Linked DNA regions of Mus musculus: all the other regions are linked to region 1. Evidence: chromatin loops called from intact Hi-C (ENCODE). Cell type or tissue: heart. All regions are shown on one strand. Each heading gives the region's core, and the rest is flanking DNA. Links, peaks and the distances in the headings are about the cores only.

Region 1 (10,651 bases), core at 1,143-9,142:
CCCTGCCCTGAAGAAGGCCCAAGGCACATACAGAGTCTCATGCAGAAAACCTATAGGAAGCAGAGCTTTGTCACCCTGAGCCAAGGGTGTGGACTTATAAGGTTGCTTCCATGTGATGGGCAGTGTATCCAGCCAGCACAGCCACCATCGTACACCACTAGTCCCACAGCTGGCCTCAGAAGACACCTCACTACTGAAAACTGATCCCTGGGGCAGACTGCAGTTTATTCACCTGATCATTCTAGCTGGCATGTGTGCTTTTGTGGTTTTCAGATACTATTATCCTAACGTAAGGGACCAGATGGTTGCCAAAGGAACCTTGCCATTATCAAGGGTCTGTGCCATGGTAACCATGCAGTACCGTGAAGATGTGGGAATGCAGAGCTTTAATCTCCCATTAACCTCCAGACTTGAGCACAGCAAAGAATTAAAGAACCAGTCATCAGGTAACCTTTTCAAAGGCAGTGTATATAAATTTCTTTTTCTAAATTAATGAGTCTTCACTTTGGGGGTATTTACCTTTTTGCATCTCACCCACTCTTAGAAAAACAGGTATAGAATATATATTGCAACTTTGCACATAATTTGAGAAAACGCCCGGTTCCATGGACTCTGAATAAATGTTGCTTGTCTCATTTTACCTTGAACTGTTAAGCATTTAAAAAGCCCTCTTAGCATAAATGCTGAAGACTTTCTAGGTACACTAGAAAGTTATTCTAAGCCAACATAAGCAGAAGTGGGACTGGTGGGATGTGATGAGCTTGGACTGTGGATTGACTATAAGGAGAAGGTTAAAAATTGTTTTTGATGTGTGTATTCACTCGTGGGGAGGGAACACCTGCCAGGGAACGTGTGTGGGGGGTTAAGATTTTATTTTATGTGTATTTATGCCATCCATAGGTGTGCCATATGCATGCAGAACCCTCCAAGGTCAGAGGAGGGAGGGAGTCAGATGCTTTCAAACTAGAAGTACAGGCAGTTGTGAGCCTCCACAGGAGTCTAAGAACTGAATGTGGGTCCTCTGCAAGCAACAAATGCTGAGCCACCCCTCCAGCCTCAAGAGAAGGCTAACAAGATGGCTCAGCATATGCTGCCAAGTCTGATCATCTTAGGCAGACTGCAAGTTATCCACCAAATTTTTCTAGCTGGCATGTTGTCAGTCAGTCCCTAGGACCTACTTGGTAGAAGTAACCAACTCCCACAAATTGTCTCTGACTTTCACACTTAACCTCTCCCCACCCCAGATAGATAGATAGATAGATAGATAGATAGATAGATAGATAGTTCTTGAAAGATAAAATAGAACTTGAAAGAGCTTAACAAGAAGAATTTGGCATTTTAAATGGTATTATAAGCAGCTGTGATTGCAGTCATCCTCCTGTCTCCCTGGCTAGGAGCTGATGGTTTATAGAGACAGAGATCCTTCCAGCTAACCTAGTAGTCTTTTTCTTCCTGTTTTCATTCATCAGGTTTCCTGGATGTGGGTTTGAGGTACCGGCGTAGCCCAAGAACAGCAGAGGGAATTCTTGCTGCCCGAGCTGTCTCCATCTCAGTCCATATTATCAGAGCCTGTGGTCTTCAGGCAGCAGCCAAGTAAGTCCACCTTTGAAGAGTGCTTCTTAAGCCTTCCTGTGGTGCAGTCTATACAGCATGATGCTCTCATGTGGGTGACTGACTGAGACCTTCCTGAGGTGTAGTCTATATAGTGTGATGCTCTCATGTGGGTGACTTGTGAAAAATTTCCATTTCACTAACCATGACTTTCTGTTAAAGAAAGCATTTCAGAATTTCAGGAAATCACTTGTAGTCTCTTATACTGTTATTGCAAATTCCTCTCTTCACTTTGCAACAACTTTGTGTTCTCTCTTCTTAGTCCCCTACTATCATGGCTATGCTCTGTACCCTCAAACCATGCTGTGCACTGGCTGCATGTCCGTCTCTAGATCACATCCTTTTTTCCCCATCTTGTACTTATTCCATGTGTTCTCAGCATAATGGCCGATAACTTATTAAAGCTAGCTCCAATTTTTACCACGTGTCTACTAAAAGAAAGCCACGGGGCTAACTTTGGCCTGGAAAGATGACTCAGCGATTAAGAATACTGGTTTCTTTTCCAGAGGTTCTGAATTCAATTCCCAGCAACAACATGGTGGCTCACAACCATCTGTAATGGGATCTGATGCCCTCTTCTGGTGGGTCTAATGACAGCTACAGTGTACTCACGTACATAAAATAAATAAATAAGTCGAGAGAGGGGGGGGGAAGAGAGAGAGTAAGAGAGAGAGAAAGAAAAGAGAAAGAAGAGAAAGGAAGAGAAGAAAGGAAAGGAGGGAACAAAGGAAGGAAGGAAGAAAAGAGAAAGCAAGAAAGCCACAGTCCTTGTAGTGTTGTAAGGGTCCTCTATCATCTTTGTTTTCTCCACTCCTGTCACTGGCCCTCTTGTTGCTTCTGAACACATTAAGCACATTTCCCCACTCAGGTCCCTTGTCTCCTGTTTATTCTGCCCAGTCCCTCTCTGTAGGGGAACAGTGTGGCTGTCTCCTTCAGCTCTTTGCTGTTATTTCTCTTGGCCTTAATATTCTTCCTCTTGCCTGTTTAAACTCTCACTTTCCTTGATGAGTTTGTAGCATCTCTGCAGCCCTCCTTTTCTGTTAGCACCTAGGTTGTAACACATGCTGCTCTGTTTCTATTGGGCATGCGTTTTCCCACACTAGACTGTCAGTTCCTCTAGTTAGATACTTTGTGAAATCCTCTCTGCACCCCACATATCACATGCTTGAGCTCTGGCAGCAAGAGGCACTAATAGAAGTACACCAGGCTCTTGCTTCAAACTAGCTCACTTCTAATATGAGTTCAAGAAGAAAACAACTTCCCCTAACTTCCTCTCTCCCTGTGACTGAGTCAGATTGTTCACCTGGAACTTTCCTAGTCTCTAAATGCGTGCGTAGCGGGGTTACTGCCCGTGTGAGGCCTGATGCTGAAGCAGCTGATGAAGGTTCAGAGTAAACCACTCCTTATTAAACTCTCCAAGTAGACTTTGCTAAGAACCCAGCAACATCTTAGTGTTTGTCCAAACGCTTTCAGGGCAGTAAAATGGCTCTGTGGGTTAAGGTGTTTGTTACCAGGCCTCATGATCTGAATTTAATCCCTGGAATGCAACATATGGAAGGAGAAAACAACCGCTAGAAGTTGTCCTCTGACCTCAATGAGTGACACACAAAAATAGATAATGAAAATGTACTAAAAATAACTTCTTTCAAGCAATATTTATAAATTTTATTTTATTTGATGTGTGTGTACCATGTTCATTCAAATACCCTTGGAGTCTAGAAGAAGGTGTCTGAGCTAAAAGTTAGTTACAGGCAGTTGTGGACCACTCGGTGTGGGTTCCAGGAACAGAACCAGGATTCTCTACAAGAGCTTGATGAGCCTTCTCTGACCCCAAATACCAGAGCTAATAAAATTGGTCATAATCATCTGCCAATAACAAATGACACTAAAGGCGCTGCACTAAGATCACAGGTATCAATTTCATTGAACAAGTTGGGTTTACTGCTAATTGCAGTGACAGGAAGTAAACACCAGGGGGAAGCAGAGAGGGCTGCAGAGGACTTGGAGCATCTAACTGGGATTTGCTCATCTGGGAAAGGGCCCAAAGGAACAACACTTTGCTGCATTGTCTTTCTTATTACATTTTATCTAGAAGAAGGGCAGGCGAGACGAGAGTCAAAGTTGAACCTGTTAAGCTACAAGGGTCACCCAGGCTATGCAAGAGTGTTAGGTTTACAGACTGATCTTGCTTTGGTATGTTCTAAAGTAAGATAGTAAAGAAATCTAGTTTTTGTCTCACTTTATTATAGTGACAGGGTAACCTTATATCCAGCACCTCAGGGTAGTTTTTAATCAGGTTACTCCCTACATTAAAACTTTTGAGTTTCCCATTTTTAGTAGCAGTGGTATCCCAGTTTTAACTGAGCATTTTAATTTAAAAGTTAGCATAGTTTCAAGTTGGGGTGTGCTTTTTTATGTATAAATTATCTTCAGGTACATCTATATTAATATGCTAAATACATTATGAAAAGTGTCCTACAGATAAGCTTTAGTATATATAATAACAAGTTTTAATATTTTCTTCCAGCTTTTTACCCCCTGAACGTCCATGTAAATGTGCAGTCAGATCTAGGTTGCTAAGAAAGCACATTACGGCACTGCCAAAAGCCTCGATAGAGAGCTGTTGCTAAGCATGCTCAGGATGGTGTGGGACTAGCAGAGATAATTCCTGGGCACGCAAGCAGATTTCTAATGTGTCGGGGTAACTTCTTCTCATCTCCTTTTGTCCCCTACAGGGCGTTGGCTGAGCAGGAACCCGCTTTACAGTTTAGCGCCACCGTTGGAGTCAATGCTTCTGTCACCGCCCATCTCTCATTTCTGCCCAAGGGGGAGCAGCGCCAAACCCGCCCTGTGGCCTGCTCCTTCTGCCCTGAGTTCTCCCACCACATTGAGTTCCCGTGTAACCTGGTGACTCAGCACTGTAGTGGAGAAGCCTGCTTCCTGGCAGAGCTGTTGGAGTTTGCAGAAATTATTTTTGCTATCTATCATGAAAATACCAAATCAGGTAAGCAGCAAATGCCTTCAGAACGACATAAGGCTCTCTTTCGGATGGCATATTCCTTCCTAGGCAATACTTGAAAACTTGAGAAGTAGGAGTTATAATCTTTACAACTTCCAAAGGCCAGAGCAAAAGTAAGACGTGACATGTTCATGAAAGAGTGTTCAGATGTTAGTGCATGAGTGTGAGTGAGAGTGGTTCTGTGCTCAGGAGGTTTGTGCACTTTCCCGTGTGCCTGCAAAAGGAAGGTGTGATTAACAGCCTGAAAGACCTTCAGACTCTGACTAGCATGGGAACAGGAGAATCCCTAATGCATTGTCTCAGCCCTGATATATGTGTAGAGCTGAAATGTTCTAGGAGTCTACTGTAAACAGAGAGGCCTCAGTGCCCACCAGTAACTCCTCATTTTTGCTTCACTCAACAGTCAGTGATATAACCAGTATCCAGTCGTGCAAGGATTATCTGCTTGGAATAGTAAAGGTTCCAACGAAAGATCTGCTGGTCAAAAGATCTGGTAAGGATGTTGTCATGATGAGGTAATCCTGTCTAGCTCCCATTGCAAAATACACAAGGAATTCTGTCCCCTAACACATGCTATGAACTCACCCAGGTACCTCACAGTTCTCTCAGGCATGGTAAAAACTGTCCCAATGTCAGAGGTCATACTCACCCTACTTTAGGAAAACTGGTGCCATGTTGAGAAGACAGTAGCAGTACTTCTGCATATATGGCATGATGTAACATCGTTCCTTGGGCTTTGTTTGACCTTACAGTAAACTTCCAGCAGGATAAAGAAGCACTGTTTCCATTTGGCAGACCAGATGATCTCAAAGAAGCTAATTGGCCAGAACCACATTGCTATTGCGTTTGCGTTTTCACAATTTGCAGTGTAGTCATCATTTACCCATTCCTTTGCCTCTCTGTTCTCCACTACAGTAGAATAAAGATAACTGCGTAGAGGCCTGAACAAACAGGCCCGGCCTGGCACTGGGCCCAGGATACAGCTTCTTGCTCCATTCCCTTTCCTTTGCACTCACAATACCAGGGCAGTGTTTCAGATTCTATAGCACTTCCCTTCAAAGCACTTCCTCAGCCATTGTTTCATTTAGCAATCGACCAACTTGAGTAAATAAGATCACTATGGGAGATTAATGACTTATCCAGAACAAACCACTAGTTTGGAGTCTAAACCAAGGAAAGAACTCAAATCTTCCAATTTCTAGCCTTGTCCTTCCTGTCTAATCTCACTGGGTCTCAGTGGTCAGAGGAACGCAGGCTCCCAACCCAGCGTGGGTATGTTTTCTTTCTTTCTTTCTTCCTTTCTTTCTTTCTTTCTTTCTTTCTTTCTTTTTCTTTGTTGTTTTTGTTGTTGTTGTTTGTTTGTTTGGGTTTTTTGTTTTTTGTTTTTTTTGAGGCAGGGTTTCTCTGTGTAGCCCTGGCTGTCCTGGAACTCACTCTATAGTCCAGGCTGGCCTCGAACTCAGAAATCTGCCTGCCTCTGCCTCCCAAGTACTGGGATTAACGGCGTGAGCCACCACTTCCCGGCATGGGTGTTTTCTATTCAGCACTGGGCCAGGGTAGTGGGGAATCAGATGTAAAGAGGCGGTGTGTTTTCTCTTTGGAGACAGTGATTGAAGCTCTTTCCTTTTCCCCATAAGGGATCACAGGATGGTATCCTGTCATTTTACCAGAAGACAAAGGCCTGCCTCAGGACCTGGACTTGATGCAGAAGATTGTAGGAGGCTTGGAGCTTTCTGTTTCCTTCGCACATCCGGGAGATAGAGAGAGGGTACTGGAAGCTGCTGAGCTGCTGGGCTGGAGCTTTGAGAGCATCCCAAAGGATCTTGTCAAGAAAGAAGAAGAGGTGCCAGCCACTGTCACCATCTCTACCCCAAGGCTCTGGCTTCCTATCCACTGTGTGCTGCTTGCTGGTCATATGAACATTCATAAGAATACATATTGCTACCTTCGCTACAAGCTGTACAATCAAGAAGCCTTTTGGACTCCTCTCAGGAAACCTAAGGAGTCTACAAACAAAAACCAGGTCCTGATTACTTTCAAGGCATCCAAAAGAGCAGAAGTCACTAGGAGCCAGTCCCTGCTTTGGTACTTCAGGGAAGAGAAGTTAGAGATCCAAGTGTGGCGAGCCTATGGCAACGACAATTTAGAGAGGCCACACCAGACTGACAGCTGGATTGGCTCAGCCTATGTAGACCTGTCCAGACTTGGGGAAAAATCTCCAAGGACACTGACTATCAGTGGTGAGTGAAGCTAACTCAGGGTTAGCTCTGTTTGAGCACCTTCTCTGTACATAAATGCATCGGATTTGTACATGTAATGTGGTTCCTAAGGTGTTGTAGCACTTAGTTAATGTGTGCACAGTGAGCTTGGGTGAATCTCCTTGACTCACTCTGACAGGTGTGTCAGAGCCTGTGTGATCACTGAGGGTGCGTTGGGAAGAACGCCTTCCACGGATAGTCTTTTCCCTGGTGCTTCTCAGGACATTCATCTTTCCTGGTGAGCACCTCTTAGAGCTGGTAAAATAACAGGGCACACCATCCTGGGATCCCTGTGGGGAAAGGGAAGAATCAGTCTTCAGAGAGAAAACATAGCCTCTCTACATCTCAGCTTCCCCCCTACCCTGGCCCAGTGCTGAAATAAAGAAACTACACGCTACTAAACTGGTTCAGAGGCAGAAAGGAAAAGTGAGGTTTTACAGGCAGAGCGCACTGCTTACTCCTGTTACACTCATTTGGTGTTTAAGGCATGCACTTGGCCCTGGGAATCAGATAAGAGAAAGAATTCATTCCTAGCCTGACTGTGTCTATATTCTAATCTAATGGAATACAGCTGTGAACAGTCAATGTGAAGCATAAGAACTAAAACAGAGGATGTTCTCGGTGGGGCACTGGACTGTGCCATTCATTCATCATGGCACTTGAGGTTGACTAAAGGACAATCTCATCTGAAGTGATAGTTTCAAAGGATTTAGGGGGAAACAAGGGAAAGGAGAAAAGAAAAGTTTTTTGCTTTTGTTTGAGTCAGGGTCTCTCTGTGTAGCCCTGGCTGTCCTGGAACTCACTTTGTAGACTAAGGCTGACCTCATCCACCCGACTCTGCCTCCAGAGTGCTGGGATTAAAGGCGTGCGCCACCACACCCAGACAGGAAGAACAAGTGTGCGAACACAGAGGCATGAAGTAGTTAGGTGTATTGCAGATGCTGTAAACCACATGATCTGGTCAGGGTGCACAGGTTTACAAAGCACTGCGATAAAGCCAGGACAGTGGCCCAGAGTACTAGTTCCATCAAAGCAAAAGTATTTGGTCTTTCTTCCAAGAACTGTGGAAGGTTCGTATAATAGGTTCTGGAATGAGAAGTCAGAGCTTTGCTGTCTAGAAAGTGAGTCTAGTGACTATAATGAATTGAAGGGCGCCAACCAAGTGTTTTTGTTGGCTCATGTATCACACATCCCAAGGTCACCTCAAGTGCACTATGTAGCCAAGGATGACCTTGAACTTCAGATCCTCCTGCCTCTCCCGTAGAATACCCGCATGACAGGTGTGGACCACCACATCTCGTTTATGTGGTGTTGGAGATCGAATGGGTTTCTCACAAGCCTGGTAAGCACTCTGCCAACTGAGTGCACGCCAGCCATGACTGGAGTCTCTACAAGCGTGGCACTTGCTCAGTTTAGCACGCCTCTAAGCTATTTCCCTACTCTCTGCAGTTAAAGGAATGAGGTCAGGGCCCTCTTTTACTTCTGTTTTGTTTTGTTTGTTGTTTTGTTTCTTGGCTTTTCTTGTGGATATGTGGTTTTGGTTTTTTTTGTTTGTTTGCTTGCTTGCCTTTTTGCTTAGTGTCTTTGAAACAAGGTCTCAGGGTATAGGCTAGATTGGCATAGAAGTAGTGATGTATCTTTAACTGGCCTTGAACTCATAATCTTCCTACTTGAGCTTCCCAAGCGCTGTGATTTTAGGCATAGAGCTCTAAACCTTGTATTGGACAGATGGCTCTCTCTAAAAAAGGAGAAATGAGTGAGTCTGGGTGATTTCCCAAATTGTTGGGTTCTTTTGGGGCCCTATGAAATATCAAATGCTACATTGCCTTTTTTAGCTAGGCCAGTTCAGGTCACTTTATCGAAACTAGAGAAAAAGTCTTTGAAGCAATCCAGGCTCACTTGAACTAACTTTATTTAAAGATAGCCTTTTAACTTCACTGCTGAAGAAAACAGATCTGGGACACAGAGTATAGGTCAAGGGTCAGAATTCCATCACAAATCCTCCCTTTTTATTAAGTGTTTCCAAAGAGGCTATTGAACTTTTCAGATTGTCTTTGTCAATCATATCCTACTAGTTTAAGGTTTGTATTCTCTTGTACAAAAGCCTTATACATTTGATGTGTTTGTTAAATGTGTCAGTCCACATCCACTAAGCCAGCCAACCTATTTCCATCTACTGTTTAAACTTCCTAAGGATAAGAAGGACCCACTGGGTTGCATATAGGTGTCCTCTCTCTATAGTGACTCTCACTTTGTGCTTATGAGAACCATGATAATCTTTGTATCAAGAAGAAAAGTGGCTATAAAAAGACCAAAAAAAAAAAAAAAATCAGTCTTATTGCCATCTATGGCAGGTAACATCTTTTTCTCCTAATAAGAATGAATCTAGCAAAGCAGTCTTTGAGATTGAGAAGGAATTATTAGGGCTCTAAGTAAAGTCTCATTTTAAGATCCAGCAAGCCAGTGAAGTTCAAATCCACTGATTATTGGGAGAATGATCTTGACAGGTTTATTGACCCATCTGAAATTCTGGCACAGAAAGAACTCGGCTGTTAGTGTCCCTTACCCTCCTTGCTCCTGCCACCCCTCCTGCCTCCCTCCTTGCTCCTGCCACCCCTCCTGCCTCCTTCCTTGCTCCTGCCACCCCTCCTGCCTCCCTCCTTGCTCCTGCCACCCCTCCTGCCTCCCGCCTAGTGGGTCCTTAGGATGGTGCAGGTCGTGTGCAGATGATAAAAGAGGCCGAAATGAGCCCTGGATAGCTTCCCAGTGGGGAGAAATCTAAGTGGGAGCGTGTGTGCATGTTCTGCAGAAGAGGGCCCCTCTTGTCTTTACCTAGTTCCTCCATGTGTGAATTCTCTCCCATAGCAGTTCTGCCTGCCTGCAGAGCATGGGGTTCTGGCTTCAAATCAGAGATGTGACACTTAGTATTAGTGAATGTTAGTGGATAGAGTAGGGACAAGGTGATCAGGAATGTGACCACTTAGTATTAGTGAATGTTAGTAGACATAGCAGGGACAAGGACAAAATATTTCTAGATACCAACAACTTCAGATTCATGTGGCAAATCGTGTTGAGACCTGTGGTGTATCACAGGGAAGAGGCCCATAAGCAGCCTCTAAGAGGCATTCTTTCTCACACAGGCTTTCTTACTTCCATTCTCTTGCAGGGGTGTATCCCCTGTTTGGAAGAAATGCTTCCGACCTCTCTGGAGCTGCTCTGCGCATTCATGTGCTTCTTTCCCCGCTTTCCCCACACACTGAACCTGCTCGGGAGCTGGACTCCATGGACTGCAGCAGCCACAGTGAGTCTGAGCAGCACCCCAGAAAGAGCGATGCGCTCCAGCTCTCTCCACCCCATGTGCTCCAGACGTCTCCCACCTCCACCCAGGTCCACGGCAACAGTGCTGCAGCCCAAGTGTGCCCCGCCCAGGAGGGCCCTCCTGAGTTGGCTGGGACTTTTGCAGTCAGCATCCTGGTAGAGAGAGCCATGCATCTGAGCTTGAAAGGTATGCTCCCCATACTTACCCAAAAGCAAGTGTCCAGTTCCTAGGGTTGCTCTCCGTCTTCACAGAACTTTCAGGTTATGCCAAAACCTACAAGTATGGTTAGTTTTCTTAGTTGATAGTTATATTTGCCAAGCCTAAAGGCTGAACTAACATGTAAACCTTTCTAACGTTAAAGCCATCTTTGTTACTTGTATTAACACTGCAGATCATAAACTCCTACTCCTGTCCAGAAATCCAGGGGTCACCCTCAGTGCTTCC
Region 2 (10,651 bases), core at 1,476-9,475, 230 kb after region 1:
CAGGCTGAGTTCCAGAACCTTGGCAAGGCCCTGTTCCATGCTCCTCTGGCCTGAATGAGGCAGGTAAAGGCCAGAATGAGGAATTTTTAATGTTCATAAAATGTTAGAAAATGGAATTAGGAAATGGGAACAGTACAAAGTGTCAGTCAGAGCAACGAATTTCCATGACAGGAAAAGCCTTTTTCACATTCGGACACCACAGTGGCCATTTTTGAAGTACATGAAATAACAACTATGCTGCTGAGCACCGTTCGCTTGCTGCCCTTGTCTGCCTTTACCTGCTATCTCACTTGAGCTTCCTATCCATCTTTGCCTTCATGACTGTTTCAAAGACTGTGTGGAAACGGGCTTGGAGAGGGCCAAACTACACAGAACCCCTTAATTACAAAGCAATGGAGGCAGGATCCACACCCAGTCACCCGGGCTCCTCTCCGAGAGCTTTAAAGAGACCCAATGGCAGTCGGATGTAGTTGGCATAGTGTTTAATCCTAGCACTCAGGAGGCAGAGGCAGGCAGAGCTCTGTGAATTGGAGGCTAGCCTGGTCTACCTAACAAGTTCCAGGCCAGCCAGGCCTACAGAGTAAGACTGTCTTTAAAAAACAAAACTATCCTGGGCAGTGGTAGCTCATGCCTTTAATCCCAGTACTCTAGAGGCAGAGGCAGGTGGATTTCTGAGTTCAAGGCCAGCCTGGTCTGCAGAGTTACAGGATGGCCAGGGCTATACAAAGAAACCCTGTCATGGAAAAACAAAGCAACCAAATAAAAAACCACCACACAATATGCAGGATCAGGTTGGCTCAGAATTCTAACTGTGAAGGTGGAGACAAGCACTGCTAGTCTTTAAGGACCCCCAGGTAACCCCAAAGTTTGTCAGTTATCGCAAACCTCCACGTCCCCAGATACCCTTGTTAATGAAGACCTTTAAGAATACTTTACAGGTGGACGAACTGAGGGGGACAGGGACAAGTGACACATCCCTGTATGTGACAGAGTTCAGACTGGAGTTGAGGTGTCTTCCTTCTCTTATTAAGAACGACTTATTTATGAGCGGGTGACCCACAGCCCTTCCCCCACCTGCTCACACCTGTTGCTGCGCAACTAGGGCTGGCACACCTAGAGTAGAAGCCTTGGCCTCTTGTGTTTCTCCGCTGGCTCATTCCCCTCTCCAAGCTCTGACGTAGATCTTACAAGAGGGTCGAGTGTACAATCCCTCTCAAGTTCCCCTCGATGCACCCACCTGTTCACACCTGTTGTGGATACTGCTGCCACAAATGCCCGCTACTCGATGAAGCTGCTACCCAAACCGGTCGCACCTGCGCTCTGCTTACCCCCAGAGATCCAGAGGCATTTCACTTCCCAGGCACTGCGCAGTGCCTGGGGCATAGCTCCCCCCGGGGCCCCGCCCTCCAGACCCAACTCACTCCCAGGGAGGGGGCGTGGCGTGGAGAAATTCAATAACCGAGCCATGCTGGGATTTGTAGTCTGCAGTTCTACACTGGGCAGAAGCAGCCCGGAATAACAATCCTGTGCTGATCCCAGAAGAAGTAAGTAATTTTATTTCCTTCCTCTCTTTTTAGATCTGCCTATATTTCCAGGGCTGTCCTCAAATGATCTGCTGGGCAGCTGGGACTGCAGATGTGTACCACCACACTCAATTTATTTTTCTATTACATTTATTTGTTCGCCTATTTTTCAGAAAATACTTTTCCCCTTCTGTTACTAGAGATGTATTACAGGTTCTGCTAAATGCCGATCTACACTCCATCCCTGACATAAAAGACTTTCTCTTGTAGAACTGTGTGGCTGGAGGCTTGGGGAGATACCTCAGTCGGTAAAGTGGTGCACAAGGGGCGGAGTCCAGATCCCCAGAACCCACATTATAAAAGCCAGGATGGCAGTCCTGGGGAGGAAGAGACAGTTGGATCCCTGGGGCTCACTGGCCTTCCAGCCTCACCTGACCATGAATCCTAAGCCACCTTGTCTCAGAAAACATGGCAGATGGCTATGAAGGAAGGGTGGCTGTGCACGTGCACACACATCATCATCATCAAGAGAGAGAGAGAGAGAGAGAGAGAGAGAGGAGCTTGAAGCCTGGCTTGTAATCTTCAAGAGACAAAGGCAAGCACTAGAGGCAGGAGGATCATCAAAGGTCAGCAGTCTAAGAGAGACTTCCCAGAGTACATAATGAGCATCTCAGAAAACAAAAACTTTTAGAGGGAAAAATAAAAACAAAAAATGTATGGCTTGGGGTCTCAAGCCGGGGAGAGAGAGAGAGAATGAAGGAAAGGTCATGCCCCAAAGGGCAATAGACACGTATAGACAATTGCTGGACAAACTGCCCCTGCCCCGGGATACCCAAGGACAAGGAGCTAAGTTCAGCCGAAGCTGGGCCTGGGTGTACAGATGTGCAGTCTCCAGGTACCTGGTAGGCTCAGACGCAAGAGGTTGAGGGCTAGCCTGAGCTACAGAATGAACTCAAGGACAATCTGGCCAACTTAGAACCCATCTCAATTTTTTTTGTTTTGTTTTCTTTTGTTTTTCCAGACAGGGTTTCTCTGTATAGCCCTGGCTGTCCTGGAACTCACTTTGTAGACCAGGCTGGCCTCGAACTCAGAAATCCACCTGCCTCTGCCTCCCAAGTGCTGGGATTAAAGGTATGCACCACCACCGCCCGGCCTGTCTCAAAATTTTAAAAAGAAAAAAGGAAAGGAGGAGGAGGAGGCTGGAGATATAGCTTGGTGTAGAGGGCTTGCCCAGCATTGGTGGAACCCTAGGTCCCATTTCCAGTACTGAAGCAAAAACAAAAACAAAAAAAAGCCAATTTCCACTGAGCAGGTGGCTGGCCTGAAGCCACAGCTACTTTAGAGTCTCAGTCTAGCAATGAGTCTCAACCTTCAAATGCTGTGAGCCTTCGGTACAGGTCCTCACATTGTGGTGACCCCAACCATAAAACTATTTAGTTACTACTTCACAACTGTATTTTTGCTACTGCTATGAATGGTAATGTAAATGTCTGATATGCAACCCCCAAAAGGGTCGTGACCCACAGGTTGAGAACCACTGGTCTAAAGGATGCTTCAGGACCAGGAGAGCCCAGGAATTCAAGGCCAGCCTGGGCTACACAGCAAGTATCCCAATAATAATGATGATAATAATAATAATAAAACATTTCTCTGGGCCATCAAGATGGCTCATCAGGCAAAGGTGCCTGCCACCAAATCTGATGACCTGAATTATATCCCTAGGACCCACCAAGAGGAAGGAGAGACAAAAAGTTGTCTCTGACCTCCACAAGTGTAGGGTTATACCTGTGCACATCCATGCACATATAGAGATAAATGTCATTTTAATTTTTAGAAGTTTGCTTTCAGGGGGCTGGAGAAATAGAAGTTCAGAGCACTGACTGCTCCTCCAGAGGTCCTAAGTTCAATTCCCAGCAATGACATAGTGGCTCACAGCCATCTGTAATGGGATATAATTCTCTTTTGATGTGCATGAAGACAGATCACTCATATACATTAAGAAAAGAAAAAAAATAAGCTAGGCATGGTAGTGCATGCCTTTAATCCCAGCACTCAGGAGGCGGAGGCAGGTGGATCTATGAGTTCAAAGCCAGCCTGTTCTACAGAGTCAGTTCCTATATAGCCAGCTAGGGCTACATAGAGAAATGCTGTCTCAAAAAAACCAAACAAACCAACAATAACAAAAGTTTGTTATTCAAAATGTAAGAGTGGCCACACCCACAGTTGCCAGAGACATTTCTGATCCTATTCAGCAACTTTGTGCTTCCAAATTGTATATGAAGCTCTATTCCTTCTCAGTGAACAACTAGAAAGGAAACACTTACATGAACCCCAACAGACTGAACATCCTTGTCCCAGCCCTGTAGCCGTATCCCCCCCCCCACCCCAAGGCTAGTCCTATGTAAAGAACCCAAGTCCTTTACAGACTGAAGAAAATAATACTCTCTGGAAACAAAAATAAGTGGAAATTATGCCTGAGTAGGAAAAAAAAAAAAAAACAGAGTGGGGTGGACCATATTTGGGAGGCTGACACAGCAGGACTGGGAAATCACAGACTAGCCTTGGCTACATAGTAAAGCCAGACTGGGCTATATATTAGATTCCTCACTACCACTTCACAAACAACTCTTCAAACAAACTACACATCACAACACACACACACACACACACACACACACACACACACACACACACAGAGTGCAGAGAGAAGCCAGGCTCCATCCCGGTTTCGGATGTTAGCGTTCTCTAGCTCTGTAAAGCACCACAGTGCTATAACGCAGCATGGAGCCCTCCCAATACAACTCTAGCTACCAGTCTACTGGAGGAGACTGGAGGTGAAAGTAGCCAATGCAAAGAGTGTGGCTTACCCAGGAGGAAGTCGCTCTTTGCCCAAGGGGTTCAGAAAGGCTTCCCCAAGGAAGCTGAGGGGTCGTGAAGGGGAAGTAACATTTCCCCAGTGTGGATCAAAGAACCTCACATAAGCACTGCTGGAAAGTCCAGGTCTTTAGTAGGCTTAGAAGATGAATGAGGGGTTGGGGAGAAGATGTGGGTTGGCAAGGGATAGCGCTGCAGAGGGTACCAGGCTAGAACAAGGACTGGGAGGCAGTGGACCGTGTGTATAGTGACTGCCTGGGGGAAATACGGTCAAAACAGGGGGTTAGGTCATATGATTAGCGGGTTACATGGTCCTGTCCCCTGGATCCGACCCTCCACAGTCGCTACTTTGACTAGCTCAGTCCATTCCCCACCTCTGCAGGAGCAGAGAATCCCAGAGACCAGGGCATTACCTATTTGGGAAGCCCCCCCCTTACTTCTTCCTACCCCAGAAACTCGTCCTTACCGGGGTTGCCGGGCTCATGGTTCCTGATGGTCAGAGCTGCATCCCCAAGAAGGTTCCAGAAGTGGGGCTTGACTCTGCCTTAGAGATAAAGGGATCAGGAAAGAGCTACCAAGCAGGCGCTGAAGGGAGAGGTAGGGAGGGACCGCACCAGTCCTAAAGAAAGTCACCCTCTTTTCCAGCCCCCTCCCGGGCTTTCCTGGCTGAGATCTCCTCTGTCCTTCTGTTTTTGGCCAAGTCACCTGGTGATTCCGAGGTGGTGTTGATCCAGGTCTCCAAGATAGGGTAGGGAGGAGGGTGGAATAAAGGAGACTGGAGATGGGGCAAGGCAGGTTCTCTGGCCCAGTTTAGGGCAGGGCTAAGTTTTCATTCTGAGGCCTAGCAGGCTGTGTCCATCTCCATCTCCCCAGTCGTGGCTGTGCGGCCTGGCTCCTTAAGTCTCCCTTCTTGGCTCCCCGGTCTCTTTAATCTTGACCCAGAGCCACCCCAGTGCTTCAGCCCTTTCGTGCTGTGCGTGCTCTGGGGGATTTAGCACAACAGATCCTATTAGCCAGTAGCTCATCCCCTCTTAGCAGCCCCAGCAACCGCATCTTTCAAACTACGCTGTTTTTCATCTCTGTGCCTTTAACTCATTCTCTGGTCTCTGGAAAGTCTCAACCCTACCCAATTTTGACTAATTTTTCTCCTTTCTATAACCGGGATGGGAGGAAGGAGAGAAAGAGACAGATGCCGGGCAGTGGTGGCGCACGCCTTTAACCCCAGCACTTGGGAGGCAGAGGCAGGCGGATTTGAGTTTGAGGCCAGCCTGGTCTACAGAGTGAGTTCCAGGACAGCCAGGGCTACACAGAGAAACCCTGTCTCAAAAAACAAAACAAGAGCCGGGCGTGGTGGCACATGCCTTTAATCCCAGCACTCGGGAGGCAGAGGCAGGCGGATTTCTGAGTTCGAGGCCAGCCTGGTCTACAAAGTGAGTTCCAGGACAGCCAGGGCTATAAAGAGAAACCCTGTCTCGAAAAACAAAAAACAAACAAACAAACAAACAAAACAAAAACAAAAAAAGAAATAGACAGATGGAAGAAAAAGAGAAGGAAGTTGAAGGGAGGAGGGAAGAGTGGAAAGGAACGGGAAGGAAGGAAGGGAGACAGGGAGCTATCTCTCCCGAGAATATTGGCAGGTTAAGCCGCTAAAATACTTCTATAGTCGCTATTATGTTGATAATGATCAGTTAAATTCTCATCTAGATACTCCTGAAGTTCATTTTCCTGCACATACGCAGAGGTTTGGGGGCAGGGTGATCTGACTCCCTCATTAGCAGCTCTGAAGATTCTCCTTTGCTGCTCTGGTTACCTTGAGGAAAAAAAAAAAAAGGCTTTTAAGTCAAACAGCCACGGGGATGCGCAGGATAACAGCTGATGACGCCAACTCCGGAAAGCAGCTTCAGCCTGGGCTGTTTCCAGCGGTTTGGATTACTAGGCTTGGTGAACTCTAGGTGAACCGGCTGCGACCAGCTGTCTCCATCTACTAGAGAGGGACACGCGTCCTCTAGTGGCCTAGAGAGGGACTGCTGTAACTGTTCTCCAGAAGCAAAGCATCGATTGTTCCAAAAGCAAACCTCCCTCCGTGCCTGTGACTGGCATTAAAGCGGTCAGGAGGAGATGGGTCCAACACGAGGCCGCTGACTGTATAAGTGGGTTGCTCAGCCTCATTTAGTCACCAAAGACACCTTCCTTCTCTGGTGTTGCTCATTAGGCCTAATAGAAAGCTTCTCCGGGCAATTTCTTACCTACTGTGGTACATGTCAGCTGGTAACTGATAGAAGAAGCGGCAGGGACAGAAGAGTGGCACTGACAGACTGGCCATGAAGGTGGCAAGGTGACAAGGTGCTTAACAGTTAAAGAAAAGCTGTCAGGACAGAAAGAAGGGTGACAGAGGCAGAGAGATGGCAAGAGAGCTAGGAGAACTGAGACTAGCCCCGGTCGCGGAAGGAGCCAATAAGTCTTTAGGGCCGGTCAGCTGTAACGCTGACCGCCACCAAGGGCTGAGGATTCCTTGTGAGTAGGTCTGCCTGAAAGCTGAAATGCCAGTCGCAGCCATAGACTGAGGAATCCTGACTTCCTAAGTCTTCACTAATGCTGTCACACTTACAGGGCTAAGTGTCCCAATTCCAGAGGCATCCAAGACTGTGACACTAGAGGGTCCCGCCTACTGCCTCACCCACCTGTCTACACTCAGAGCTGCCAGAGACCAGCATTTGAGAGTATCTCCTTGTCAACCACGATTTCTATATGGGCGAAGCAGAGAGGATCCAGGAGGCTGATTGCAGAAGGACTGAAGGAAGCCAGGGAGAGAAGGGAGGAGAGAGGAAACAACCAAGCAAGCTGGCCTCAGAGTCTGAACCTTGGTCCTGCCACCTCCCGCCAGAATCCTCTCTGGTTCTTCCTCCTCCCCTCCTTAGATGGGCAGCTAAGCATCTTCCTCAGAGGGGTGGGGGAGGGGCGGTGCAAACATCTCCCAGATTACACTCTCCGGATTTAGCAACCAGAAGAAAAGGGAAGATTCTCCAACAGCAGTGCAAACTTCAATGAAAAGATTCTCCATCAGCCTCATAAAGAAGGATGCAGAGACAGGGAAAAGAAGGAAGCTGGGAAAACCAAAACCACAGATCTAGATACTGAATTGTTTGGTTGGTTGGTTGGGTCTGTACTTTGCTTTTCTCCAGACAGGGTTTCTCTGTGTAGCCCTGACTGTCTTGGAACTCACTCTGAAGACCAAGCTAGCCTCAAACTCAGAGATCCGTCTGCCTCTGTCTCCCGAGTTCTTGGATTAAAGGCATGCACCACCACTACCCAGCACCAATACTGAATTTAAATACAGCCAGATTTGGTATGTGTCCCTGGACAATGACTGGCTCCAAGAAGTTAATAAAAGGTGAGCTAACAGGTTGTGGGCATGCCTGTAATGTAACCAGTTGGGTAGCTGAGGCAGGAAGATCAGCCTGGACTATAGAGCAAAACCAGCTCAAAAATAAATAAATAGATAGATAGATAGATAGATAGATAGATAGATAAAAAAAAGCAAAAGCAGACTTTCCCCAGGGAGAGAGGAACACCTTTTAAATATAAACTCTGGAAATTCATTGAGTATTTGTTTGTTTGTTTTTAATTACAAAAGTATTACTTATCAAAGCTGAAGAGATGGCTCAGGGGTTAAGAGCACTATCTGTTCTTCCTGAGTTCAATTCCCAGCAACCACATGGTGGCTCACAACCATCTGCAGTGGGATCCAATGACTTCTTCTGGTATGTCTGAAGACAGCTACAGTGTACCCACATACATAAAATAAATGAATCAATCTTTTAAAAATGTATTACTTATGTGTATGGATTTTTCCCTGCATATATATCTGGCACCACGTGTGTGCCTGGTGCTCAGGGAGACTGGAAGAGGTCAGCAGATTCTCCAGAACTTGAGTGGCACATGATTGTGAGCTGCCGTGTAGGTGTTAGAATTGACATGGATCCTCTGAAAGAGCAGCCAGGGCTCCTATCTCAGCTACCTCTCCAACCCTACTTCTTTTTTCTTGGTTTTTTTTTAAGATTTAATAATTTTTATTTTATATGTATGGGAGCTTTGCCTGCATGCTTGTCTGTGTACCATATGGTGCCTGAGGAGGCCAGAAAAGGGTGTTGGATGCCTGGAACTGGAGTTACAGATGGTTGAGCTATCACGTGGGTGCTGGAAACTGAACCCAGATTCTCTGGAAGAGCAACAAGTACTTTGTTTGTTTGTTTGGTTGGTTGGTTTGGTTTGGGGGTTGTTTTTTTTGTTTGTTTGGTTGGTTGGTTGGTTGGGGTTTTTTTTTTGGTGGGGGGGTTCTAGACAGGGTTTCTCTGTGTAGCCTTGGCTGTCCTGGAACTAACTCACTTTGTAGACCAGGCTGGCCTCGAACTCAGAAATCTGCCTGCCTCTGCCTCCCACTGCCTGGCACAACAAGTGCTCTTAACTGCTGTGCCGTCTCTCCATGCCCCACATCCATTTCCTTTTTTAAAGTTTTACTCTGGGATAGACAAGCTGTAGTCAAGAGGAGAAAGGAGACAGAAAAAGCTCTGCCGCCTGAGTTAAGCTGACAGGGAGGTCAGCCACATGACAGACACAGCAGGTAGAGGGGCTTAGGAGAATCCTAAAGCAAGCAAGAAAGCACACTCTAGCTCTGGCCAGATAGAAAGGAGAGAAACCTTGCACCTTTCTGAGTGAAGGTGAGCAGCCCCAACTGAGCCCCAGGGCAGTTCACACATGGGAACTGCCCTCTTTCCTTTCCTTTAGATTTTTGTGTTTCTGTGTTTGTTTAAGACAAGATCCTACTGTGAAACCCAGGCTAGCTTCAAGCTCCTCCTGCCTTTCAAGTGCCGAGGGTACAGGTATGCACAGCCCCAGCCAGACACTGTTGGTTCATTTTTATTTTACTTTAAAAACCTATTGCACCAGGTGTGATGGCTTGTGCCTTTAATCTCAGCACTCAGGATGTAGAGGCAGGGGGATTTCTGTGAGTTTGAGATCAGTCTGGCCAACATAAAGAATTCCATTTTTATGTTTATGTTACTGTGAAATCCTGCTGTCTTTGAGAGAGAGAGAGAGAGAGAGAGAGAGAGAGAGAGAGAGAGAGAGAGAGAGAATTCTAGGTGGAAGATTGGGAGCTATTTCTGAGCAGGTAAGAGCACTGGTTGCTCTTCTAAAAAACCAGAGTGCAGTTCCCAGCATCCACACTGTTGGGTAACTCCAGCTCCAGGGGAATTTCACACCTTCCAGCCTTCTTAGGCACCCTCACACATGTGGCAAACACTTATACAGACAGAGACAGAGACACAGACACATACACACAGACACACACACACAGACTAAACATATTGTAAATATATATGCATAGAGTGTGTAGTATGTGTGAGTGTGTGTGTGAGTGTGTGTGTGTGTGTGTGTGTGTGTGTACAGGAGTGCACATGCCATCACAGGTATGTGGAGGTCAAAGACAACTTTTTGGAATCACTCCTCTCCTTCTATCCTGTAAGTCCTGGGTAGGTCTCAGGCTTGGTGGCTTGGTACCTTTTCCTGCTTAGCCATCTCACTGTCCCCCTGGTTTATTTTATTGTTTGTTTGAGGCAGTTTCTCCATGTAGCCCTGGCTATCCTAGAACTTGCCTTGTAGACCAGGCTAGCCTTGAACTTCGAGATCCTCCTGCCTCTGCCTCTGAGTACTGGGATGGTATACAGGTATTCCTGAGTCCCAGCGGTTTGCTTTTAATCTTATTGGGTAGAAAGTGTAAATAGTGTGGGCTGACATGAGATCACACTGGGATTCTCAGCTCAAGTCTGGGCTCTGAGATAGCCTTGGTTTATTTTGTTAAACCAACTAAAACTTATTGTAATGAAAAAGCCAACAAGTAACTTTTCTAACCTGGTACCTGGAACTCTAGGCACAGAAGAAAGCATTCACTATTTGAGATGTGTGTGGTGGATGGAGAGCTCATAAACTGTATGTAGTTTAGGGAATAGTGGACAGGCTTATCGAGTCTAAATTCAAGTATGCTACTTATATTTTTCTATAGAATACAGTATTCTTCCAGCGGGTATGTTTGTCTCAACCAAAAAGTCCTGTGAGTGTTTCATTGCTGTGAAGAGACAACATGACCATGGCAACACTTATAAAGGAAGATATTTAATTGGTGCTGGCTTACAGTCTCACAGATTTAGTCCATTATTGTCATGGTGAGAAGCATGGCAGTGTGCAGGCAGACATGG
Region 3 (10,651 bases), core at 1,859-9,858, 69 kb after region 1:
TTCTCTCAGGCCTGGGGCCTAGGGCTGCTCAGCAAGACAATAAAAATTCCCCTCCTCCCACCCTGATGAGAGCCTCTTCACAGCTCAGCAATCCCCTTCTTCATCCCTGATCACCTTCTGGCCCGTAAAGATGGCGGACCCCAGTGTATAAGGGGAGAACCTGAGTGGGGTGGGGACTGGTTCCAGGTGGCCTTGGCAGTCAACAGCAGAGCTGGGGCAGAAGCTTATGGTGTGTGTGTGTGTGTGTGTGTGTGTGTGTGTGTGTGTGTTATGGTGTGTGTGTATGTGGTGTGTATGTGTGCTCACGTGTGTGCTCACGTGTGCATGTGTGTGCATGCACGTTTATGTAAAGGCACACGGGTGCTGTGGCACGCACATGAAGGTCAGAAGACAACTCAGGCCTCCTACCATCTGTGTCCCAATGGCAAGCACCCTTACCCACTGAGCCATCTTGCTGGTCTGAGCTTCCATTCTTTTTTTTTTTTTTCTTTTGTCCTAGCTTTTGATGTCCCTGTGAATGAGATTAGAAATTGGGTGTTGTTTTTTTATTGCCTCCAGTGGTTGTCCGGTCCTATAAAGTGGATTCTGTTTTTGTTGGTTCATTTTGGGTCGGGATCTCAGGACCTCTCTTCGGCTGCCCTGGAGCTTTAGATGCAGACCGTGCCTGACAGGATTATCTTTCTAGGCCTGCGTTTTAGTCATAGAAACCTTTAGTACAGGTGATCTTTGCCTCTGGTCCCAACCCTCGAGGACCCGACCTTTGGCAAACCCTACGCTGCATTCACAATGGCAGCTGAGCCACATGTTTTTGATCTGGCAGCAACTGGCAGCTGAGCCACATGTTTTTGATCTGGCAGCAACTGAGACCTCGTCTTTCTGGACTTCACAACATTCTACCACTTAGCTCATGATTAGACAGGCCTGCATCAGACTCATGCACTAATACCTACAGAGGAGGTCTGCCCAGAGCGTCTCAGAACTGTTTAATTGGTCAGAAAGGGCTTCCATTGTGAAGGGCCTTATCTGAGCCCGAGACTGAGAAAAACCGGGAGACATGAGGCACCGCGGGGCTGGGCAGACAGTGAGCCTGTGGACATGGTTCTGAGCTCTCCCGTTTAACGGGGACCCAGGGAGGGCAGGTGCCTTCCAGGCTGCTGTCAGGATTTCTCAGTGGAGTCGGAGTGGGGAGCACTACCTGGGAGAAGACTCCCCCGTGAGGAGTCAGGGAGCACCTTCACCTAGACATTGACTCCTATTCTCCCTGAGCTCCAGGGGCCCAGACTCCTGACTGAAGTCAGGCTTTTCCTAGAGGCGCCCTTGAGCCTGTTGTCATGGTGAGTCCCTCTGATGTCCCTGTTTGTCCCAGCCTGGGTGAGCTGTTTTGTTTCCATGGCTGTCTGTGTTCACAGGTGACTACCGCCACATCCTCCCTCCACCCGCTAGGGCTTTCCTCCTCTGCCCCAGCAACACAGGCAGCCAATCAAGATGGGCTCAGAGCGATTGCTCCAATGAAAGCGGAGAAGTGAAACTAGGGAAGAAGAAGAAGCAGTTCACCCTCCCCACCCCCACCCCACCCCACCCCCGCTGGGTGCTGGGCTCACTTCCTCCTAGGCCTTAGAGGAGGGTGGTGTTCCAGCTCAAAGAACAAAATGGACCTTTTCGTTTCCTGTATCTTTTCTGCATAGCTGTGAGCTGTGCCTCCCATCGAACCACAGATAACTGAGCATTTCCCGACACTGGAGGAAAACAAACAGGCAACCTGGCTGGCCAGGTGCCTTGCCCAGTGCCTGGCCATGAGCCTGCAGGGGTAGGCAGCGTCCATCTGTAAACCTGAATGGGGCCCAAGCTGGGTGGGGGCTGCTAGGATGGAATTCATCAAGGTGTCTCATGTCTCCCTTCATAATTACATACCAGACAGGACCTCTCCTGTTTAGGATCCCAGAGCAAAAGACTGAGGGGTTTGCCTGCCAGGTCCTGCTCTGATAGTCTTGTCCTAGTCAGCCGTTGGGATAAGTCCCACAGATCAGGAACGGGGCCTTCCTCTGCAGTCTCTGCCAGGAGATCAGGAGCTGGTTGGTGGCTTCGAGGGTGACCCTGAGCCACACCCCCTATACCAAATAAGAGAGGAGTTCTTCACTGAATCTCAGTTCCTTGGCAGGAATTGCTTCCCAGACCCTACTTGACTATTTTTGGAGCTCTCTCCTGGTTTCATCCTGGACCCTCCTGAGATGTGCTTGGTGCCTTGAGGGAAGGCTGGGCAGGGGTAGGTAGATGGTGGCCAGGGAGGGGCTGCTGATACTGATGGCTTCTCCCCTCTTGGCCTAGAACTCCGGCAGAGTTCCTCTGTCTCGTCTTGCCGATTGAAGGTCCCCGTTTCTCCAATTTCTCTCCATCTTCTGGGAGGTAGCAGGAAATCAGAATCATGGTTGGTTTCAAGGCCACAGATGTGCCCCCAACAGCCACTGTGAAGTTCCTGGGGGCTGGGACAGCTGCCTGCATTGCAGATCTCATCACTTTCCCTCTGGATACCGCCAAGGTCCGGCTGCAGGTGAGGATGGAGTGAGGGTCCTGATGCTGTCTAATCTGCTCCCTCCCTGGGTCAGACTCCTTGGCAGGGATGAGGAGCCTGGAGCTGGCGGGAGATCAGCAGAGCCATCTCCCTGTGCTCACAACCACCCCATCTTGGTCTTTCAGATCCAAGGGGAGAGTCAAGGGCTAGTGCGCACCGCAGCCAGCGCCCAGTACCGTGGCGTTCTGGGTACCATCCTAACCATGGTGCGCACTGAGGGTCCACGCAGCCTCTACAATGGGCTGGTCGCCGGCCTGCAGCGCCAGATGAGCTTTGCCTCCGTCCGCATTGGCCTCTACGACTCTGTCAAACAGTTCTACACCAAGGGCTCAGAGCGTGAGTATGCGGCAAGGACAGACTGACTGACCTTAGTCTGTCTGTGCAGCTCAGTGGCTCCTTTAGACTTTCCAAGAACCCCGGGAAGATCAGAGGTGGACCCTGATTTCTGTTATCTGAGCACCAGGGCTGTCTCCAAGCAGGATGTGAGCCCATGATGGTCTTTAAAACCATCACGGTGGTAGCTGGCCTCCTGGGTGACACTTGGATGGAGGCTTGAAATAGGGGAGGGACTGGGCCAGAAGCACAATGGAGAGGCAGCCACCACACCCTCTAGCCCCCACAACCACATTCTTTCTTCTTACTATGCCCTCCTAGGAGGGGAGGGGAGGGGGTCGAGACAGGAGTGTCACCTTGCAGCTCTGGCTGGCCTGGTGTTCGAACAGCTCTCCCTGCCTCAGCCTTCCAAATGCAGGCATTAAGTGTGTGTCACAATGCCCTCCCCAGGATCGCTCTCCAGGGAGAAGTAGAGCTGGGGCTAAGAATCTGCCTCTGGACTCAGCTCTGCTAGGAAAAGCCTCTCTGCTTGGTCTTGGGTTTCACATTTGATAAATGGAACTGACCCTGACTTACCAAGGCTGCCGAGTAGCGTAAATGAACACATTTATGTGAGAAAGCGCCGTCTCCATTTTGTGTTACATCCTGGTTGTAACCCTGCAAGAGTGATCTAGAGCCTCTCTCTTCCCGTGGCATGGTGGTCTGGCAAGAGCATGATGCACTTGAGTGCAAGCCTGCGGGCCACTAACCCCGCCCCCACCCCTCTTGCCCACAGATGCAGGCATCGGGAGCCGCCTCCTGGCAGGTAGCACCACAGGTGCCCTGGCCGTGGCTGTAGCCCAGCCTACAGATGTGGTAAAGGTCCGCTTCCAGGCTCAGGCCCGGGCTGGTGGTGGTCGGAGATACCAGAGCACTGTCGAAGCCTACAAGACCATTGCACGAGAGGAAGGGATCCGGGGCCTCTGGAAAGGTGTGTGCTGGGTGTTGGCTTTTCTCCCCTCCTCTCCTCCATGCCCTGGGCTCACACAGGTTCTCTTTTCTACAGGGACTTCTCCCAATGTTGCCCGTAATGCCATTGTCAACTGTGCTGAGCTGGTGACCTATGACCTCATCAAAGATACTCTCCTGAAAGCCAACCTCATGACAGGTGTGTTAGCGCCACTTCAAGCTGGTAGGGGGCGTCTAGTTGTCTAAAGACTGCATCTTGTTATCCTGCTTGCCTCGTGGGTTTTAGAGTTTATATTTCTTACCATTCAAATCCAACAGGGTAAAAACCCCACTTTGCACATAAACAGGCGAGATCAACAAAAAGACTCTGAAGTCCCCCTAAGAGAGTCTAGCTGTAGTCTGTCTTTAAAACAATGAGACCCCTCTGCGGCAATGGTGGGATGCGGCTGGGAGAGCTGACAGCCTCTCCCCCTGCTTCATGGCAGATGACCTCCCTTGCCACTTCACTTCTGCCTTCGGGGCCGGCTTCTGCACCACCGTCATCGCCTCCCCTGTTGATGTGGTCAAGACGAGATACATGAACTCTGCCTTGGGCCAGTACCACAGCGCAGGTCACTGTGCCCTTACCATGCTCCGGAAGGAGGGACCCCGCGCCTTCTACAAGGGGTGAGCCTCAGATCCCCTCACAGAACTCCAGAGAAGTGAGATGCAGCCAAATGTCAGACAGCCCATAGTTGCTGTCACCTCTGTTTTTTAGAAGTTAAAATGAGCATTCAGACTGGGGGTTGGGGATGGGTGGGTCAGTGGTGGAGGGCTTGCTTAGCATGCTTGGAGACCCTGGGTTCTGCTCCCCAGCACAGCAGGAGTAGGGAGCTGGGTACTCGGGATTCTTGGGCATGTGGCCATGGGTTGGGTGGATGGATGAGCCCAGTGGTTAGAAGCAGGTGGTGGAGGGACCTCCATGACTTGTGTTTGCTCTCTCTAGGTTCATGCCTTCCTTTCTCCGCTTGGGATCCTGGAACGTAGTGATGTTTGTCACCTATGAGCAGCTCAAAAGAGCCCTAATGGCTGCCTACCAATCTCGGGAGGCACCTTTCTGAGCCTCTCCATGCTGACCTGGACCCTGCTTCCCAGCCCTGCCCTGTCTTTTTCTTCATCCTCTGCCCAGTCCCATTCTCTTCCCATTTCCTGCACCCCGATTTACTTCCCACCTCACCTCCCTGTGCCTCTGTACTGATGACTCACAGTGAGGAGGCCTGACACCAGACCCTGAGCCCTCAGCCCTTTCTACAGCTAAGCCCACATCTTCATCTTCATCCCCAGCCCAGCCCAGCCCAGCTCAGCCAGCCTTCACCCATAAAGCAAGCTCAATGTTGGTGTCTTCTTTCTCATATGTTTACAGAGGTCTTGGTCCAAGGGACCTTTTCAGGACCTTGGCAGGCAGGTGAGGACCCCAGTGTCTTTAAAAAGGGATGTGACCCACATTCTGCCTGTAACATCTGAGAGGGGCTGGAGGGTCTTCCAGTCTGTTCCTCCAGACCCAGTGTTGGCTCCAGAGATCAGTGGCACAGCCAGGGGACACTGCAGCCTTTGTCCCTCCTACCCTTTCCTGAACACCATGTAAGCTGTCACTCAGTACCTGGTACTCCCACCCACACTGGCCAGGCCTGTCTATCTGCAGAGTGGAAGTATCCCTGCCCCTCCCACATCAACTTGTTAGGAGATGTAGGGAAACTCCAGAACCTTCCATTTTGGGGGGGAGCTTACTTTACTCTGTTTTACACATAGCAACCCACCTCCTGAGGCCATAGACCTACAGAAGACAAGGCAGGCTGGCCTCAGCTATAATCACACCCTGAGACATGCTCTGAACCGGGGGTGGGTGGGGACAGGGCAGGTCTGACCCATTGAAGGGGGCTCAGGCTCCCTAGCCAAGATCTAGCCTGTAGGGGTGTTGTTGTTGTTTCAAACGGGGCTTCACACTAGCACACTGGCCTGGAACTCGCTGTGTAGTCTAGAACTCATGACAATTCTGCCTGAGTTTCTCAAGGCTGGGATTACAGCCACCTGTAGCACCCGACCTCTGAAGAGCCTTTCTGATGGAAGCCTTACCTTTTCCCCCAAGACTGGGGACCAGTCAACGCTTAGATTGTCAGGGTGTTTCAGTCAGTCCTCTTTCCCGCCAGCTCTCCTCAGCCAGGAGAGGGAGGCAGGACCACTCAAGGAGCAGGAACCACCGGTGAGGTCCCTCCCAGAGCAGGGCGGGGCCTGTCAAGTCTCCACGACCCATTTTATACATTTCAGACATCTCCTACGGGTCACCATCGAACGCCAAGGCAAGACACACAGTGCTGGGTCCTTGGGGGATTGTCTGGCAGCTGTGAAACTGGGCCCAGACAATAGGATGTCCTCTCGGCCTAAAGTGATGGCTTCTGCCCCTTCACCTCTTTAGCAGAATGGGTCAGAGCTAAAAAGTTAGACCTTCCCAGTGCTTGGCAAGAGGCCAGGCTGTTCGATTGGCTCCCAGAGAAGAGCACCAGTTCTCCTCAGCTTCTGGTAAATCCAGCCCCGGTCTCGGTCCTGAGGCAGCAGCAAGCCGCAGTGAGGGTTGGCCGGCGTGCAGCTGGTGCTTCAGCACACAAGGGCACAGCAAATGAGGATCTGGTCATTGTGTTAGGTCCTTCAAGGGACAGTTTACTACCAACAGCTGACAAACAGGTCAAGAGAGGGCACAGTGTGTCCAATAGCTCCTTCACTAGACATGTGATATAGGTGTGAGACCACTAGACTCCATGACTAGGAATGCTGTCAGTTGGCCTGAGGAAGGGGCAGCAGTCTTTAGAAAACAGCATAGCAGAGACCTTAGCAATGCTTCCAGAGGGATGCACCAGACGCCCTGCTTTGCCTTCTAAGGCAGCCCAGTTACTGGCTGCCTTAGAAGTTACAGGGATCTCATAAAGGGCATGGTGGAGGCCTGAGGCCAAGCTTCCCACAGAGCCCTCCAGGACAGAAGTCCTAGTTCCCCAACCTCTCTACAGAACTGGAGGGTCACCCTCAGAGCAGGAGGTTACAGTCACCTTCGTGTCAGTCCTGCCACAGGGCAGTGAACACTCCACCGTCTGGTCCCACAGGTCTGTAATGAAGGGGTTGAAGTCTTTGCTGTAAAAACTAGAGCCTGGCAGTGGAGTCTCCCCTTTAATCCCAGCAGTGGGGGAGGTGGGGGCAGACTCTGTGAGTTCAAGGTCAGCCAGGGCTACACAAAGAAATCCTGTCTCAAACAAAAACAAAGATGGATCCTGAGGGCTGGAAAGATGGCTTGGCAGTCAAGAACACTAGCAACTCTGGCAAAGGTCCTAGGTTCCAGACCCAGGGCCCACACTATAGCTCACAACCATCTGTTTAACTCGAGTTCCAGGAGTTCTGGCCTCCGAGGGCACTGCAAGCATGTGTATGGCACAGTAACATGCAGGCAAAACAACTTTATTCCACAAAAAGGACCTAGAGAAATGAAGTGACTTGCCCAGGAATCTGACCGAAGGCCCACATTTGACTGTTAAAATGAGATGCTTCCTGGCTGGAGCCCCAGCCCCAGAGTCTTTATCTCCAGGTGTTTTTTGGGTTTGGTTGTTTTTGAGACAGAGGCTCTCTGTGTAGCCCTGGCTATCCTGGAGCTTGCTCTGTAGACCAGGCTTGTCTCAGAGATCTACCTGCATCTGCCTCCCAAGTGCTGGGATTAAAGGTGTGCACTGCACCACCAAGTTTAGGCCTCTTATCTCAGGGTTTTTTCTGTTGCTGCCTTCATGATGGTTCAAGATGGCTTCAGGCAGTAGGATAACTTGATCCCAAGGGTTTGGGGACAGCAGGGACAAGACTGTATGTGTTCAAAAGTAAAACACTTGCCAAGGGCTACATTCCCACTTTACAAAACAAAAGAATCTTGTAGCTGGGCATGGTGACACATGCTTATAATCCCAGCATGTGGGATGCCGAGGTAAGAGGATCAGGGGTTCAAGGTCAGCCCCAGCTTTTGGAAACCCTGCCTCAAAATTTAAAAGGACAAAAGCTGGGTGTGGGACTGCATGCTTTAAATCCCAATACTCAGAGGCAGGTCGATCTCTAAAGGCATAGGTGTGACTCCGGAAGCCAGACCTCCTCCTGACCACAGGACAATGATGCTGTGACCCTCTCTATAATTTAACCCTGAGTCCACCAAGCGGTTTTCACACCAATGACCCCAGTCTCCTACCTGTAGGCAGGCTGTAAGCTCCACTAACAAGGTCAGTTAACAGTGCAAGAGTCAGGAGTTCAAGTGCCCATGTCTCGCAGGCTACTGGTCAGAGGCAGCCTAAAACCCATCTCATAGACAGGGAACCAAAGCCAGGGGCAGAGATCAGAGCTCTCCTGGCACTGTGTTCTGGGTGTGGCTGTTAACTGAAGCTGTGAGTCTATATGGAGTAGCCTAAAGTTCTAGTGACAGCTTAGCCACGGACACAAGCGCTGTCCCTGCCTGTGCTTTGCTTTCCTGTCTATGTTTCTCAAGACGGCACAGTCCACAGATGGTTCCTTCTAGAGATAGTCTGTTGTGAGATGTCAGGAGCAGAAGGACCTTAGAGGTCGCAAAGCCCTGCCTCCTGTTGCCAAGATGGAAGCAAGAAACTCTGAAGCCTCAGGGAACAGTCTGTGCCTAGGAAGGCAAAATGGGGCCTTGGGTGCCTAGCTTTTGGGGTCCTGCAGGAAGCATCCCTCCAACTCACTTCCCATCATAGCTATAGGATAGGAATCTTTATTATGTCAGCCTAAGGTCTCACGCCTCCCCATCTTCATAGGCTGTGGGAGTTGAGTGGATAGGAGCAGGCAAGGCCCAGCTAGCCCTCTCCATCCCTGTTCCTGCTCAGGTCCCCCAGAATTAGGTCAGCAATGCCTGGCGCAGCATCTGCTTCTTCTGGGGTGTGAGGCGGGTGGGGAACTGGATGTCAAAGAAGATGAAGAGGTCTCCCTTCTTGCTGGGGTTCTCAGGCAGTGGCATCCCCTCACCTGGCACAATCTTGAAGTACTTAGGGCTGAGACAGGGAAAGAAGAAAGGAAGGAGCATAGATGACTCAGCAGTGTCGGATGGGTGCACGCTACTTCCTGCACACTTGCAGGAGCCTCAGCCATTCTTACAGCTTCCCACTAGCTGGCCAGGTCTCACACACCAGAGCGGGTGGGAGAGAGCTGAAGGAGAGATTGTCTTGTTCCAAATACAACACTCCTCAAAACCCTTGCTCAAAGTGAATACCCTGCTGACTGACCCCCGGGAATTGCACAGCCCTCCCCAGGAAGCAAAGCCAACCTGGGGTGGGAGTCAAACCTTCCCTTCTCTGAGACTTCTCTTGGAACAAGAATTGGGAGCTACTATTCCGTGCTCTGTTGAAAGTTTTGAGGACGGAGACAAGAGATTGACCAACACTGGGTTCTCGGGCCTATATAGGGGTTTCCCATGGGTTAGAGAAAGGCCATCCCTCTGTAGGGTGAACACAGCCCATGGCTCAGGCAGAGGCCAGTGGATTTGAATCCCAGCCTGGGTTCCCAGGGAAATCCTTCTTTGGTAGCAGCCTGCACAGCCCTACCAAGTCTCATTCCATCCTTTCTTGTGACTACTTGGGGACTAGGCAGACAGACTCACTGGACAATGTCGTTGATAGGGATGTTGAGCAGCCGGTCATCAAGAGTCTTCACCTCCACAGTGCAGCAGGTAAGGGCCTGGAGGCCGGAGGGTAGAATGAGAGAGGGGTTTACAGAGCGTCACCACAGCCATTCTATTTAGAGGGCGTTTGGGAGTCTATCTGGGTTCCAGCCCTGAGCTGGGCAGTTCGGTGATGACAGAGTGTAAGGCTTTTGAAAGGCAGGGATGACAGACTCTGAATGCTGCCATACAGTAGGGACATCAGCTCTAGGGTGAGGTGGGCAGTGTGAAAATGCCCCAGCCGGGCAGGTGTGCTCACCCTGAGACCTGAGTCAACAGGGGCACCTTGAGGAGAACCACCTGGACATGCGGAGACCATGGGGACAGAGGCAGGCAGGACCAGGACAATGTGGAAAGATGAGGTGGGCAGGGAGGGGTTGTTGCACAGATCCACCTAATGCCACGGAGAGAGACACAGGACTCTGCCTCCGACGGGTCCAAGTTGGTTAGGGGAAGAAGAGATGAAGCCTGAGCTGCTGTAAGTGGGGTTCACTCTGGGCCCCCATGCCCTTCTGCACTGTGCCCACTCACCTTGCCCAAAGGAATGGGGTACACGAAGAAGAGGTTGTCATGCTCCCTGCGGAAGCGAGGGTGCAGCTTCTCCTTCACAATGAAGATAATGTCAGCAGGGATGATGTTGGGGCCCTAGGCAGGGAAAGCCAAGTGGCGACAGACAGGTTTATTGCTTATATCAATTGGCCACGTTTCTGTCTCTACATGTCTCCAGGTCTTCATCTGTGCAATGGAGAATTAGACCCAGTTTTCTAGAGGGGATATTCAGTGTGGCCTAGGGCCACCCCCTAGAGAAGTCTTCCTGGATCACTCTCCACTCCCCAAGTACCTCTCTACTGAGCATGCCCAAAGTAAATGTACTCAGGGGGATGGGGTGGGGACTTGCTTAAGTGATAGTCGGACCCTGAGCTGGTCAGACAACTTCTCTGCCTAACGGAAACTCAGCAGTGATTTCTTCGCTTCAGTGAGCCGCCCTGAACTCTGACTTCTCTTCTGGCCACTGAAGACAGAGAGCAAAAGCAGCTGCTGTCCCCAGGACAAGACATAGCAGATGAGCCAGGCGT

What was found. Peaks named below come from ENCODE experiments on the same cell type or tissue, not always from the same donor. Only the 100,000 strongest peaks of a DNase experiment are listed, where the experiment ranks them.
Region 2: it touches region 1 in a loop (2.4-fold over the local background); 5 of 42 quality-filtered maps call a loop at or near these places.
Region 3: it touches region 1 in a loop (5-fold over the local background); 12 of 42 quality-filtered maps call a loop at or near these places.

What each region holds. Positions count from the first base shown.
Region 1 is chr7:100,425,704-100,436,354 of GRCm38, forward strand. It overlaps C2cd3 (C2 calcium-dependent domain containing 3), which reads left to right. Exons shown (of 33, transcript NM_001017985.3): 19 at 274-446; 20 at 1,470-1,593; 21 at 4,347-4,615; 22 at 5,034-5,123; 23 at 6,268-6,870; 24 at 10,055-10,393. Among named protein-coding and RNA genes, the nearest start is that of Gm10603, 38 kb to the right of the region's middle. In heart, for the core only: no CTCF peak of the experiment used is centred there; DNase peaks (open chromatin) are centred at 3,618, 4,368 and 5,598; H3K27ac peaks cover 390 bases.
Region 2 is chr7:100,657,056-100,667,706 of GRCm38, forward strand. It overlaps Plekhb1 (pleckstrin homology domain containing, family B (evectins) member 1), which reads right to left and starts at 5,339. Exons shown (of 9, transcript NM_013746.3): 1 at 5,103-5,339; 2 at 4,864-4,937. The coding sequence starts at 4,881. In heart, for the core only: a CTCF peak has its summit at 6,401; a DNase peak (open chromatin) is centred at 6,346; H3K4me3 peaks cover 1,158 bases; H3K27ac peaks cover 225 bases.
Region 3 is chr7:100,494,401-100,505,051 of GRCm38, forward strand. It overlaps Ucp2 (uncoupling protein 2 (mitochondrial, proton carrier)), which reads left to right. Exons shown (of 8, transcript NM_011671.5): 3 at 2,326-2,548; 4 at 2,695-2,905; 5 at 3,678-3,872; 6 at 3,948-4,049; 7 at 4,336-4,516; 8 at 4,836-5,229. The coding sequence starts at 2,423. The coding sequence ends at 4,950. It overlaps Dnajb13 (DnaJ heat shock protein family (Hsp40) member B13), which reads right to left. Exons shown (of 8, transcript NM_153527.2): 6 at 10,107-10,220; 7 at 9,516-9,592; 8 at 8,620-8,910. The coding sequence ends at 8,757. Among named protein-coding and RNA genes, the nearest start is that of Ucp2, 6.4 kb to the left of the region's middle. In heart, for the core only: no CTCF peak of the experiment used is centred there; DNase peaks (open chromatin) are centred at 2,171, 3,821, 6,451, 8,861 and 3 weaker places; H3K4me3 peaks cover 242 bases; H3K27ac peaks cover 1,890 bases.